Regions from separate parts of the Mus musculus genome. Here region 2 is linked to region 1. The links are chromatin loops, found by intact Hi-C in ENCODE. Cell type or tissue: left cerebral cortex. All regions are shown on one strand.

Region 1 (8,000 bases):
AAGGCTATTTTTAGTAGTGGTGGATATGGAGTTTGAATTGGCTTCATTTATAACTAGGACAGGCTTCCCATGCTAGGCCTGGTTTACATTCAGTTGAGTTGTTGCCTAGGGGTCCCATGGAGATCCCCTTTGATGATATCCAGTTTGATGATAGGACAGAAGTTTGCCCTCTGAAAACTTTCATCCAGGCCCCATAGCTGAGAACAACTTCCACCCAGCTCAATGAATGTAGAGATGTCAAACTGATGTAGGCTTGGAGCCTTCACATCCACAGTCTAGTCTCTTTGGCATGAAAAGATGCTCTGTAGGCTACATAAAGAGAAACCTGGACACCAGTCCAACCCACAAAAACCTCTACCTACAATCTGTACTGCCTGCAAGATGTGCTCAGGCAATTGTGGGCAGAACATGTGGAAAGCCAAGCAATCTTTGGTTTAACTTGAGGCCCACTCCACAAGAGGAAGCCCATGACTAACAATGTTTGCATAGACAGAAAGTAGGGACTGGATAGCTCAGAGACATAGGGTAGAACCAAACACAACTAGTCTACCCAAAAAAAATATATATATCAATGAAATGATTCTAATGATATTCTGCTATGGTCACAGACTGGTGCCTTGCCCACTCACCATCAGAGAGGCTTCCTCTAGCAGGAGATGGGAAGAAATGGGCAAAGAAGCACAGAGAGACATTATATAGAGAGACTCTATATTGGATGTCTCCATTAGGTCCCTCCCTTTGGAACCCATAAAAAGTTGGAGAGGAAAGACTAGAAGTTAGAAGAGATGGAGGACACTAGGAGATCATGGTCTACTGAATCAACTAAGCAGAGCTCATATCTGCTTACAAAGACTGAACCAGTGAGCACAGTATCTGCAATGGGTCCTCTACTATCTGTTATGGCTGTAAGCTTGGTGTTTTGTGGGACTCTTAACAATGGGAGCAGTCTATCTCTGACTCTTTTGCCTGCCCTTGAGATTCCTTTCCTTCTGCTGGGTTGCCTTGTCCAGCCTCAATATGATGCCTTGTCTTACTGTATCTTGTTTTGTTTTATTTTCTTGTTGCCTCTTGGAGGCCTGCTCTTTTTTGAAAATAACTGGAGTGGGTCTGGGGAACAGGGGAGGTAGGGAGGGAACTTGGAGGAGAGTAAGGGGGAGGAATCTGTGGATGGGATGGACTGTGTGAGTGAAGAATCTATTTTCAATAATAAAGAATATGGTTACTTGGCAAAATGTCTCCACATTATGTTCTAAAAAAGAAGGAGCAAATATGACAAATTAGAAATCTGCATTCCTTTCCATACTCTGGCATAAACACATGTGTAGTCTCACTATATCATTTATACTGCATTCTCTCCATTCCTTAATCTTGCTTCATATAAAACAGATCCTGACAACCGCTGTGGCTCATATGACCTAGAAAACAGGAACTCCCAGCCTTTTAAGAAAATTAACTGATAGAACTAATCAAAATGTAAATCTATATGACTCTCTGACCAGAAATTCTATTTCTAGATAATTTATTTACTAGATTTGATGATACTTATACAAGACATATATCATAAAAATGATAAATGATTTGGCAGCCATGAACTGAAGATAGTTTGGATTGGTGTCAATATATTGTAGTAAGACAAATTAGGTAATTCATAATATAAATTGGCTTGTACCTTTGGAGAATTGCATAGGCCTATGTGACTTAATATGGAAAATATCTATGAAGAATTTATAAAGTAAAAATATAATTTGCAAAGAACTAATTTTCCATTTGCTATTAGTTGTGTGTGTTATGTATGTGTGTATGTGTGTGTGTATGTGTGTATGTGTGTGTGTGTGTGATGCTTGTAATAGTCAAGGGACAGTATAGAACAATATATCCCAAACTGACAGTAGATAAATCAAAATAAAGAGAGAAAATCATTACTCTTTCTCAAAATGTGTCTATCCTGTTTGTATGTACATTATATGAATACTTTACTTTTAGGAAACAATATTTACCCTCACTTTTATTATGAATAATTTTTAAATGCACGTAGCAAAAAATAAATGAATTTTACCATGTCAGATGTGTATATTTCACTTAGACTCTACCGTAGTGACATTTTACTACCTCTGTATGATATGTCAGTCCCTTTGTCTATTTTTTCTCTACCTCATTCCACTTTACTATTGACATGTCTCAAATCAAGTATTGCAAACACGAGCTCATTTCCTTACATATACTTTATTCTTCTTCATTAAAAAAATGACACTTTATCAGAAATTTAAATAAAATATATCCTGAAAATACATTCCATGGGAATTCTGGCCATGCCTCCACTCCCTAGGCATTGTGCAGCATATCCTTTTCCAAATCATAAACTCACAATAACTTTCTAAGTTTCAAGAAATAAAGGTCTCACTTCATGCTCAGAGTTTATAAAGGATCTTGGACATATTAGAAGAATTGTTTGTTTGGTTTTGTTGTTGTTGTTGTTGTTGTTAATGAATAAACACATCTCGGACTTCTGTCGTTAGCATACTTCGGTGGAAAGTGTGGAACAAAAACGAGGGAAGTTTTCTTGTTGCTTTGACAAAATATCTAACCAAAGGAAGGCAAGGAGAGTTTCCTTTGGGTCACAGTTCATTACAGTAACAGAAGATAACTGTATGGGGGAGGGGATTATGGAAAGAAGAGAGGTTGTTTATAAAGATGAGGGTGACATGAACTAGAGATTGAAAAGCATGTTCCAAAAAGAGGAAAGTGGGGAGTGGTCTTGTCAGAGTGGAGAAGAAGTAGTGGGAAGAGAAATGCAGAGACACAGCCCAAGCTCTGGAGAAAGCAGCTGCGTCTCCTGAAGAGCTCGAAGACTTCTCTACAGCAGTTAACCTTCTTAAAACCATTGTCCACTGACATAGTCTCAGGCCAAACTGATCTGGACAATTCCTTCTTGAGATTCCCTCCCCCAAGTAGTTGTAGATGGTAATTAGGACTGACAACCAAGAATGCATGCATCCTGGTGCTCAGCTTACATTTTTCTCCTTTAAATGTAGCCCAGGACATTAGGCTTAGGCGACGGTGTTCCTCAGTGGACAGGTCTTCCTACTTCAATTTTTATAATCAAGACAATTCCTATAGGAATGCCCATAGGCCAGTCTGATCTAGACAATTGTCCCTAGAGATTCTGTTCCTCAGTTGCCATAGACTGTGTCATGCTGACAATCAAAGAGAACTCTCAGAGCCTCTACGGTTGGTCACAGCTTCAAAAAATGATAGTGGTGGACTAAGGCAACAATGATGGCTCAAGGATCTGGGGCTCTGGTCACTGAGAATCTAGAGAGTTCAGCTGAAAAGCTGATTTTGCAGCTTGAGTGTGGTCAGGTTCAAACTAGATTATAAATATTGGAAGAATATACAACTGTTCATGATGCATACACCTTCCTTGGTGATTAATTCCTAAACAATAAAGTACAGCAACTATTTAAATAGCATTTATATGTAGATATATAGTAAGCAACATAGTTCATCTACAGAAGATTATACAGGAGGATACATCTAGATTAAATGCAAAGGCCATTCAACTTAATGTAAGGGACATCTGCAGTTTGGATTCTATGGGAGGTAAGGGGTAGGACTAGATCCAAACCCAGCAGAAACTAAGGCATGGGGTAATTTTATGGAGATCAATAAATATTATTTATAATTTACTATAATTTCCATTTTAAATCCTTACCCTTTTAAAACATAGAAAATATAAACTTAGTTGACCATTTACCCGTTTTTCTCCTGAAATGTGTAACAACCCACTCGGTGCTTTGCTGTGTCGAGAAGAACCATTAGTGAGATAGCTTTGGGCTCATTTTCAGAGCTCTTTCTAATTTGGAAGCTTTCTTGCTTCTCCTGAGTCAGATGCAGGGATGGAAGCTCTGCGTACTAGGAATGGCTGCTGAGCGTAATTGCCCTGCCCTGCTGTTTCCTCTTGCAGTCAACTCTCTTTTCTCAGCTTGCTCTTGGGCATCACTCATGGATCCTGGAGTTCTTTGTTCTCTGGAACTGGGATATGAAAGCTTTCACGTACCAGGCACATAGCTCCTGCTTCTGCTCTGGAGATACTGCTCCTCTTCCGTGGATGGCCTTTCAGATGACTTGCACACACTACTACACAGTGCTTGCTGCCGTTGCAATGACAGATCTTCCCCCATAGTCTTGGGCAGCTGAATACTTGGCTCCTAGTTGGCGTCATTATTTGGGAAGGTTTAGGTGGTACAGCTCTTGATGGAGGAAGTATGTCTCTAGGGGTGGACTTTAAGGTTAAAAATCCTTACCTGCTTAGAGTTTGCTATCTTTGCTTCAGGTTTGCTGTTCACAGTGTGAACTCTCAGCTTTCTGCTCCAGGTGCCATGGCTGCCACCTACTACCATGCTTCCCTGTGATTAGGAATCCTAACTTTCTAGAACTGTAAGCTAAAAGAAATTATATTATTATTAATTATTATTATTATTATTATTATTATTATTAAAGTGACCTTGATCATGGCATTTTCTCAAAGCGACGAAAAGGTTATGAAGTACTCTTCAAAACTGTGCCAAAAGATAGTTATTACTATTGCTAATTTATAATGCTTGAGTCACAGCCAGAGTCTGAGCTAGGACCAACCATGATATGTTTCATTCATACTAAGAATGAGCAAACTCTGGGTTATGGGAGTTTCTTTATCTGGGGACATGCAAGTATGATATATGTTTAAAAAGTTGTTTTAAAGGAAAAGTCAAAATGCTTCAGTGTATCATATACAGAAATGTGTTGGCTGGTCCCTGAGCCAGTTTCCAGAGTGTTGCTAAGTTCTAAAATAGGGATATAGCAGAGATCCAAAGTTAATGTGTAGGGAACAAAGAAAGTCCTGTCTGAGTGTGTACATAGTGGAAGAAGTTCTGTGTGACTGTGTATTGTTATTGTGTATAGCCATGTCAAGGACCCCAATGCCTCCAGCCCATGAGTATGGTGGCAAAGCCTTCCCTGGATAAAGCTCAGAGCAGTGACAAAGCCTTCTTACTGTCTAAATGTAACTGTTGAAAGTATAAGCTGCTTCCTTCTCCAAGAAAGAAGTTAGCTCTCCCGCAGAGCCCTCTTACCAAGATCAGCAAAGCCTGCTGAGCTGTATACAGCAAACTTGTCTCCCTCCCAGTTCAGATGTATACACTCTGAGTTTAAGAGTTGCTGCTGCATCTGGTTCCCTCCATCTGAGTGAGCACAGACTACCAGATCCCAGCTTTTCTGTGCATGTGTCAGTGTAGCTGTCCTTCCTTCACTCTCTTGTCGCCCCAGTCAGATTTCCAGACCAAGCCATTTAGAACACAGTAAGAATACATATTTCTCTATAATCTTCATAGAGAACTGATGTTCAAATTGCCAAATTTGCTGTGGTAATCAGTGATCCTTGTAAGCGAAGCAGCCACAGAGCCAAGTGTTGCTCCTATAACAGTTCGGGTGGTGATGCTAACAGTGGTGTCCTTGTAAAGGGAAGCATCTGTTGCTTCTATGGACTGGGCTTTGGCAATTGTTACCCTTGGTGCAGATATGGGTTCTCTCAAGCTTTAGGCACTGGCATCCTTAAGGCCTTTAAAGCCTTTGAGAGGGAGGAGTCTCCCAACAAAGCAAATGAAGATTGCAAACTCAGTCTTTGCTGCTGTGTATGTTATACATTTATTATTTCTCTGGGAGTAGTGTACAGCATAGATTAGCCCAGTTAGAAATCTGAGGCTCAGGGGGATCTATTGGATATGCACAGAATTTTATATGTCATGTGGGAGCTGAGATAGCATTTGACCACCCATGCTACCATCATCCTTATTTAAAACAACAGAGAAGATGCCATGATTGAAAAAAAAAAAGATGGCAATTATCAAAAATAATCAAGGCCATGTTTCAGGATAAATTCAAAGTCTGAAGAATGAGGGTATAGCTGGAGGAACTAATTAAAGAAATTTGGAAAATAAGATGTAGGAAAGTCATGCAAAGTATCTCAGAAAAGATTCTAAATGCATGCAATTAGATAATGAAAAAGCTAACTGAATCCACATGCAAAGTAATTAGTTTCAGAAAACATCTTGAATGAGTACAATAAGGGAAACAGAAAAGATAAAAGTAACTTTGAGATCAACTGAGGTGCATTGGTAAACCAGGTATTTCTTTTTCTCCCCCAGTCCTTGCTTGACATATATTATATCCTTGTTACCACAATCCCAGATCTTGAGCATTTCAGCATGTATTTGCTTCTGGAATAATCTAGGAATGACACATATATTTGCCAAAGCAAAGGATTCAAAGATGATTCACATGGCCTGTTTCTCATGTCATAACCTTGTGCTTACAGATTCCCACGAAAGTCAAGCCCTCGTGCTTGTGACCACAAACAAATAAAGTAAAAATAGCTATTCAGCATGATGTCCTAGAGAAAGAGGAAGTAGTATTTAGTAAAATCCCACCATAAGAACTGTTCATCATGGTCTCTGTGTTGTATTAGGATATGATACCAAGCAGTTTCGACACCCAGGGATAAGGGTATCATCGGTCCTTCTGTTTCTCTGGAGGTAAATATGATTGAGTAGTGAGGACACCTTCTCATGTACTGCTCCAATTTATGTCTGAAGTGTACATTTGGGCAGCAGAATGGTTTTGGTCATGGCCAAAACATGGAATAGTATACACGAATGCTTATATCTTGAGATTTGACAGGAAGAAAGGCATAATAAACCTCAAATATTTTCCCTTGTATGATTAGATTTTAGAATTACCAGTTGCCACCATTTTCTACAAACACAGGAAACTCATCAAATAAATACATCTATCTTAACATAAAATATATCCAATTTTTCTTGGGTAAGGATGCCTTGTTTACTTCCCACATCCATGGATGAGAATATTGTGAAACAAGTCCCTCTGGCAAGAAGAAGTACTGTGGTAAGTAGTTGCTTAAGCTGTTCAAACAGCCTTGCAACTTGGTCTGGGGTTGTTGGGTTTGTTGCTCATGGATGCTGACAAGATGTATCACTTAAATTTGTTCTAACTTTGAGCAAGCTGCTGTCCTCAGAGTCTTACTAGAAAGAGAACCACACAAAAGCATCTGTGGTTGTGGATTGGTACTGCATTTAACCTCCCAAGGACTAAATATTTTGAGAAATATTTAATTTACATTGTTAAAAACATTTATTTGCTCAATAGACTTTTATGTGAAATTATTACGTGTCAGATTCCATGCTACATAAGACTCATACGATGGAGCTAAAGGGATCTGCAACCCTATAGGTGGAACAACAATATGAACTAACCAGTACCCCCCCCCCCCCAGAGCTTGTGTTTCTAGCTGCATATGTATCAAAAGATGGCCTAGTTGGCCATCAGTGGAAAGAGAGGCCCATTGGTCATGCAAACTTCCTCAGTACAGGGGAACGCCAGGGCCAAGAAGTGGGAGTGGGTGGGTAGGGGAGTGGGGGGGTATGTGGGACTTTTGGGGTAGCATTGGAAATGTAAATGAAGGAAATACCTAATTTAAAAAAATCAAATCCAAGACTCATACGATGAATTCCCATACTTTGAAGTCTTCAGAATGTAATGGGAAGAGGTAGGTGCAAACTCGGCAAAAATAAATAATAAGATAAAATAAAGGACTCTTCCAAGAGTCCATAGACTGCCTAAACACCATAGAAAGTAGAGAGAATGTAAGTCCGCAGAATTTGTGTTTGAGTTGGGTGAGTTGAATTGATTTAATAACAGAAAGAACAGAAAGGTAAACTCTGTGTGTGTGTGTGTGTGTGTGTGTGTGTGTGTGTGTATGTATGTGGTGTGTATGTGTGTGTGTATGTGGTGTGTGTGTTTGTCTGTGTGGTGTGTGTGTGTGTGTGTGTGAGAGAGAGAGAGAGACCTTGTTCAGCAGTTAGTAAGAATCCTCAACCCCATCAGAACTGACAAATTGATGCTGAAAAACAGAATAATAAGTTGTCAATGAGCAAGGGCTGGCTACA
Region 2 (8,000 bases), 76 kb before region 1:
TAAAGCGCGTCTTTCATCTCTTGTCAGAATCACTTGGGAACTTGGATATTTGTAGCATGGCAGAGCACCTCGGACCTAGCTTATAAACATATTAAAATAAGAACCCTGGGGCTGGAGAGAAGGCTCGGTGGTTCAGGGTACTTGCTGTTCTTCCAGAGGTCCCTGTTTAATTTCCAGCACCCACACGGTGTGTCACGACAGTCTGTAGCTCCACCCACCGCCAGAGATTCAGCCCCTCTTCTGACCTCTGAAAGTACCAGGCACACATTAGGTACACAGATATACATGCAGACAAAAATCCCATACACTTAAAGATAAAATAATTCTTAAGTTTAAAAACAAGAAAATATGCTCCCCAAGGATGCTTGGCCCCCTGGAGTTGGGAGTGAGACCTGGAACTTGGTGAATTCCAGTTGTGACTTGCAGCCCAGGCATTTCAGCGTAGTCTGGGAACTCAGCACAACAAATTCCCAGTTCAGTCTCAGACTGGCTTTAGACACTTGGAGGTGGGGCCCACCAGCATGGACTCCTCGGGGGCTACCAGTGTCTGTAGGCTTAGTAAAGACTGCAAACTGTTCCAGGCCATCTCATCTTTCTTTCGGGTCATTTTTATGTTTTCCGAATTATATTGCTCCTTGTGTAATTGAATATAAAGAGAACATTTCCAAATGCTTTGCTTTAAAAATGGTCTTGCAACATAAGGGGTGCCCTGACGCCATTTGAAAATGAATTTGTGCTTTGCAAATGGAAACAAGAAAAATAACTTTCGAGTTCGCAGACCTTCTAAAAGGATATTCGGGACTGCAAGGAATTCCTACGTTATTTTTTCAGATGGTGAATTTGGTCAAACGGGAATGGTCAAATTCAGACATTTCCTGTGCCAAGCCTGGCCAAACCTGAACTGGCATGGTATTAAAATCACCTGCTGTGCCAGGAAAATGGGGTCCTACTTGGAGGGGGAGGATGGCTCTAAATGCTCAGAACACGGGCATCTGGTTTCCTAGGCCCTAAAGGTGGTGCAATCTGCTAAGGACTTGATGGACCTTTGACCTCATGAGCTCCATGGTGATGGGACTCATTGCTAAGTGAATTGGGATGAGTGTCAGACAGTTGTTAAGTATACTTAAGATGGTGGGGAACAGAAGATTGGCTGTGAGCTTCAGTGTCACAGAAGATAGGATCTATTTAAAAACATACCAGTGTGCAACCAGTTATAAACACTTTTCTCCAGATCTTTGAAGACTATAGTCATCTTCTTCTTTATAAGCTGGGATATTTCTTGTTCTGTGTTAATCAGCTGGGGTTGGGATTTCTACCAGAAAATATACTTAAGATTGTTAGCAAGGAGAAATGAGGTGCCCACTTTCCTAGTTTTGAGCATTTTTGGAGAAGACCTGAGAGTGAGTGTGTGACTCCCTCCTAATGAGTAGGTGTGAAATACTTTCTTCACCCGGAAATCTTACTCATTTTTGTCTTGCTTTAAAGCCAAGGATCATGTGTGGGAAGTCACTATGCAAGCATACCTCATAGGGTGTTGGCGGAGAGCTAGTCATAGATATATTTGCATCCTGTGAACTAGAGGGAGAGGAGATAGGTATAGATAGGCAAGCAACACCTTAAACTTCCTAACTAGGTCAAGTGGAATTAGAGATTCACAGGGTTGGGAGGAAATTGCAGAAAGCAGAGAGTGCTTTCAAGCCATGATGCATCTCTGATCACAGGAAAAATTTCATTGCCGCAGTTAAATGTGCCTTTGTAGCAGGATGAACATCGAATCAAGAACTTACATTCCTATTAATTATCAATTAAATGGTCTTAAAAATTTTAAAGAAGCATCTAATGGTTGCTGCACATTACTACTGGCCAACAGGATAATACTTATGTATTAGGATTTATGATACTTGGGTAGGCCAGTAGTGATTACCTTTTTAAATATTTAGTACTTTGACATTTTCAATCATGCATATATTTCATTCTTGCTACCCTCTACCCTCTCTTACCTCCCAAACCTACTAGCAAGCCTCACCGCTCTTCCCTACCTGTAATCTTTGCAGGCTTCAGTGTTCCTGAAGTCTGATAAATGTGAAGGAAAACTAGGTATGAGTTTGGTGTAAGACATATTGTTCTAAATGCAGAAGACTCACTTTTCTGTTCTACTGATAGGATTTCTAAAAATCAATTGGGTTGTCTATTGAATACATTGTTCTCTTAGAAGGCCACATGCTAATAAAATTTGACCCTAATTATATATCATATTTTTCTTCTCACAGAACTTAGCAAATATGCTCTTAGTGGTGGGTTCTGACATGCACATATGAACTCATTAATTTCACTTAAAATATAGACACAGAGACAAACTTAAAAATTTTTTCTTATTGATTTTCTGTGAATTTCACACCATGTGCCCCAATCCCACTCATCTCCCCATCTCTTTGTATCTGCCCTCCACCCCTGAGATCTCCTCCCTACCAAAGAAAATAAAGTAAGATAGAATAAAACAAGCAAACAAGCAAGCAAACAAACAGCAACAAATCTTGTTGTGGAATCTGTCATGTGTCATCGTGTGTCCCAAAGTGTACCCCTTTGTCCACACATCTTTACTTACAGATGTTTGCTACAATGAGGCATTGGATTGGTTCCAGGCCTCTGGCATCTGCTACACTCTTAGTACCTGATCCTCACTGGGACTCTTCTCAGATATCCTTTTGTTGTTGCCTGTGTCATGGAGATCCTGCAGCTTTGGATCTGTAGGACTGGCCCTTTTGTAAGCTCCAGCAGTTCATAGATGGGGTAAAAGTGGGCCAACTCAAAACCCTGAATCTGTGTGGTAGCTGGGTTGATCGGCCCATCAACTCTCCTACACCCTCATCACCAAGACAAGCTCTCCAGCACTGCCTCAGATAGCTCACCCTGGTGGCAGGGGCATAGGTGAGCTCGACCTGAGAGAATGAACGTGGGAGAGCTGGCTTTTCCCCTCATCTGCTGTGGGGTGAGTTGGGGTGGGCAAGAAAGAGAGATGCTCTCTGTACTTGGCCTTCGCCATTTGCAGCAAGTGGGAGAGCTGCCTCTAAGGTCATGAGAGTCAGAGAGTTGGCCCTGCTCCTTGCTGAGTGCAGCATTAGAAACAGGCTTTTAAGAATATTTTTATTTATTCTTGAAAATCTTAAGCATTTGGTATGAGGTACATCACAATCTCCTTCCCAACTGTAGTTATTATAACAAGTAGATTATTATAAAAAGTGAAAGGAAAATCTCCCTAGAAGGATGCAAAGTAAAGTCATACCTTTTTTATGATCTTGGACAAATTATATTTTGATTTTAGTTACCTTCTTAGGCTTCTTATTGACTTATTTCTGGTATTTTTATTTAGAGATTAGAACTACAGTCTTAATTTCTGATAACTCTCTTGAGTTACAATATATCTTTTTTTAGAACAATACAAGAAGGGTATAATTTTAAATTTATCCTTTTATATATAGTTTGGTTTTTAATATATCTCTTTATACTATTAACCCCACAATACATTATTAATTTCATCAATTTAAAGAGAAAAATTAATACTTTAAATTTGCACTATTTATTTATTTGTTTATTTATTTATTTGGGTAGGGTGTCCTTCCTTTCCAAAGAAGCAAGGAAACAATTTCCCTTGACCCCAGAGTTTTTCTTATACCAAGGATCTGCTGGTAATGAATTGCTTTGGAATCCATCTGAAAGTATCTTCTTTTCAATTCTTTCATTTAAAAATTGAATAACATTTTGCCAAGTGTAGAATTCTATGTTGGCTTTGTGTAATATAATAGAACTTTAAGACAGGAATCCTTTCCTTTTTTTTTTAACAAGTGATGTTTGTGATGAGAAGTCAGCTTTAATTGGTTGGTCCTCTGACTTTGAGTCACCTTTTCATCTGGTTTAAGGTTTTCTATTTATTTTTTTCCTTTTTCAGGAAAGTATTGTAAAACTTGTTGCCTAAGTAGGATTTTCTTTCTGCTTAATATCCATGGGGTTCTCTGAGTTTGTTTGACTTGTGGCTTCAACTCTTTCATTGATTTTTTGAAAGGAACGACAAAAACAACAAAAAGTTCTGCCTTGTTTCTTCATAGAACTCCACTGGCCAACGTTGTTTCTTCTCTCTACTCGTGACGCTGAGTCCACAGACATGAGATGTTTCCTGTAGGTCTGCTGGTCCTGGGTCTCTCTTGTCTCTCTCTTCCAAACTCATTGGTGGGGATTGTCTGTACTGATCTGTTGATGGTATCTCCGATTCTTTTTCTGGTTTTAGTAATTTACCACCCTCCCCTGAGAAAAAGCTACTTAATTACTTAAAATGTTACAGCTTTTACTTCAGGACTCTCCTTTGGTTATTTTTTAAAGATATATTTATTTATTTTATTTATATGAGTACACTGTAGCTGTCTTCAGACTCACCAGAAGAGGGCATCAGATCCCATTACAGATGGTTGTGAGCCACCACGTGGTTGCTGGGAATTAAACTCAGGATCTCTGGAAGAGCAGTCAGTGCTCTTAACCGCTGAACCATCTCTCCAGTCCCTCCTGTGGTAATTTTTATGTCTTTATTTTTTCTTAATGAAAATGTTCTTGTCTCACTTTTATTTTCTTCGTAAACTATGTTGATGACCTAAATAATTTAGAAAAATACTTCCAGAATTATTCTTCTGTTTTGCTGGAATCAGTCCTAGGGCTCAATTCTCTTCTTTAGAAATAACTTTAAAAGCTGGATTTTAAAGGAGTTTTTTTGTTAGCAGTTTCAGTTCCAAAGTTTTATTCCCTGGATGGTGGGTTGTGACAGTGTCATTATCCATCACTGCCTATCTATGTGACACTTTCCATTTGTTCTGGAGGAATAAAATGAATTTAACCTTGAAGAGCCATAATGATGCATGGTTTCAGTCCCAGAACTTGGTAGCCTATGGTAGAAAAAGAGAGTTTAGGGCTAACCTGGGATACATAAGGAATTCCAGGCACAGAATTTAAACTTGACTCTAAAATTTAAGAACAACTGAAATCTCTATAATTAGCACTGAAGTACTTCAGGGGAAGTAAAATAATATTTGAAGTAGTTACTGAGATGATACCAGCTGATAAGTTTCATTTATAGATACGATATCGGGATCCCAAGGGTGATCCTTCTTAATCTACCAGTAAAATACATAAACCATCCTTGTGCTCCGCGTGACATTGACACTCCCAGACTCTTGAGTTACTGCAACTGAGAGGATATCTGTCTTCTCCCCAGTACCACTAGTTTGGAAGATTTGGAAACTACATCATCGTTCACATCTTTAAAAAACTCTTCTTTTTTAGATTAAAAACTCGCTGTTGTTTCCAGCAAGACTGTACAATGAAACCATTGACTAATATCTGCATTCTCTGCAGAGCCAGAGAATGAGAAATCATAACGGAGCTCGCAAATTCCACTTAGTTCCTTTTGCATTATTTAATTATCTTCTGGGCTTTAGTACTCTGGCCAACAATTGTTGTCCCACTCTGAGTCAAAGTCATTCATAGTCTAAGAGGGAAATGTCTCTGACATTTCTACATCTTGCCAAGTCACGACAAAGCCATCTCTGGACAAGAGCAGCTGAAATTACTGTGAATTCTCAGTAGAAGAGAGGGCTCGCTCCCACTTTGGTTTATCGCGGTAGCAGCTTTATTTTTCCGTGCCCTTTCTTGATTTCTATAAATCAACTCTGAATAAAGACTATAGTTTGGTGTTTCCCATGGGTTTGATGCATAGATAAGTAGAACACACAAAGATGTAAACAGAAAACCTGGGAATGAGACTCAGGGATGGAAGTACCCAACCTCTCCCCTCCAAGTTCTACCACACCTTAAGACCAAGCTGCAGATTACCTGGCCAAGATGGAAGACTAACATTAAGGAAAGGTCAATAAATATACACAGCCTGAACTAACTGAATGTGTTCCTGCACTACAATTCTAGCTTGATTTCTTTTTCTTTTCTTCAGTTTGATCTCTCTCCCTTCCTCTCTTTCTCCCTTTCCCCTCTCCCTCCCTCTCTCCCTTCCCCTCTTCTCTTCTCCCCTCTCCCCTCCTCCTCTTCCTCCCCCTTTCCTCCTTCCCCTCTCCCATCTCCTCTCCTCCTTTCCCTCTCCTCCTTCCTCTCTTCCTCCCCCTCTCCTTTCCCTCTCCCTTTCCCTCTCTCCCTCTCCCTCCCCTTTCCCTTCTCCCCCTTTCCCCTCCCCTTCCCCCCCCCCCCCGTCATAAAAGCTTTATTCAAAACTGGTAGATCTTACAAGCATGCCATTAATCTCCAAATGCCAGTCCCAGGCAGCAAAGCCCAAAGACATTTGCCAAGGCATCAGTCAGCAGCACAGACTGCATATATCCATTTGGATCCCAGCCATCATCACTGGCCTGCGGTAGCAGTGTGGACCACAAACACCAGTATGGCCTCGGCCGGCATGGTGGACAACTGCGGTGCTACAAGGAGGTCCGATCCAGAAAGTGAACCTTTGCCAGGAGGATCCTGCCCAGGCAGCATGTTTGGGACCTAGTCTGTGTCTGCACAAGCTCCAGGCTGCTGCACTTCATTCCAGCGACACTACTGGACAATGATAGCATTTTGACCTCAATCTTCTCTCATCTGTCACCTTCATCATGTCTCCAGTTTCCTTTCTCTCTGCATCACACACACACACACTGCTCTGTTTTTCTATTGTTCCTACCCATCCATCACGTATTTAATTATCATATTGGTGCCTGCTGCCCAGAGCCATGAGGTAGAGGCAGCCCAGGTGCCTTTCTCCTGGCCACACCATGAGATGCTGGGTGGGCCCCTTCCAATCTCATTTCTGCTCAGTGATTATCAACTGCAGTATTGCCCATACTTGAAAATAGGAAAGTTTTCAGACATTAAGCAAAGAAATCTTTGGAGGTGATGCAGTGATATCTGTAACTGTTTAAGAATACATAGACTTGGGCCACGATGACTAAGGAAACTATAGCCATTGTCCTTAGCTTTGTGTTCCAGTGCAGTTTATCATCTTTTTGGGGCTTCTGTGATACTCTAGACATAAGCTTTAAAATAAAGCACAAAGTTCCCCGCCCACAACGAGGGAATCTGAATACATCGTAGTTGTAAGCCATTGCAAACATTTCATGTTTTAAATATTCTGAACTTGGGCAACTAATCACTGTTCCTAACTATTGTAAAATAGTTATATTAAGATCTGAAGAATAACTGTCATTTTCAAATTAATACGTTTGATGTATAAGGCTTAGAGATATCAAGAGGAGCAGAAGAATATAATAAACTTTGAAGTTATCTTTTTGTATTTGTTGCTTAAATAGATTCTAAGGGCTGGATTCATGTACTGCTCTTGCAGCCAACCCCAGTTCACTTCCTATCACCCACATAGGGCAGCTCACAACTGCCTGGGACTCCAACTCTGGAGGTCCATCACCTACTACTGGCCTCTGCCTACTACCAAGCTCACATGCACACACCCATATGCTTACATGCATGTATACACACAATGATAAATAAAATCTTAAAAAGAGATTTGAAGTCTTAAGACATTTTCTCTTTTCTCTTACTGGCTTTTAAAAAAGAAAGCACCTTAGCAAAATGGTACCTCTTGAAAAAGATAGTCTCTTCATTGAGTACTTAGGACGAATGCCCAGATGGGCACACGCTATTTTAAAATTACTCCAGAAATACTATTAATGCCTTCTGATTTGCAGCAGAAGAAACTGAAATTTAGCAATCCTTCCAATAGTCCATGTGCAAGTGGACTGGAAGCTGAGACGTACTTTGGAACTCCCATGCAGGTACATGAGAAACCCAGGGGCAAATGGGGGTGACTTTGCATTTTTCATTGCTCTGGACACTTGCTTCCATCACTGATCCCAGAAGTCATTTAATTAAACATTAAAAGTATTAGACTTCATTAACATTTATTTATTGACTTAAGAAAGGAATTTCCTCTATACAGCACATTGAACTTAAATCCCCAG

The links. Peaks named below come from ENCODE experiments on the same cell type or tissue, not always from the same donor. Only the 100,000 strongest peaks of a DNase experiment are listed, where the experiment ranks them.
Region 2: a loop joins it to region 1, with 2.9 times the contacts of the local background. A loop is called at or near these places in 2 of 42 quality-filtered maps.

The regions. Positions count from the first base shown.
Region 1 is chr2:51,375,260-51,383,259 of GRCm38, reverse strand. No RefSeq gene overlaps it. Among named protein-coding and RNA genes, the nearest start is that of 1700057H21Rik, 59 kb to the left of the region's middle. In left cerebral cortex, no CTCF peak of the experiment used is centred here; a DNase peak (open chromatin) is centred at 4,001.
Region 2 is chr2:51,451,445-51,459,444 of GRCm38, reverse strand. No RefSeq gene overlaps it. Among named protein-coding and RNA genes, the nearest start is that of Gm32434, 17 kb to the right of the region's middle. In left cerebral cortex, a CTCF peak has its summit at 4,445 (motif pointing right); DNase peaks (open chromatin) are centred at 504, 692 and 1,519; H3K27ac peaks cover 1,798 bases.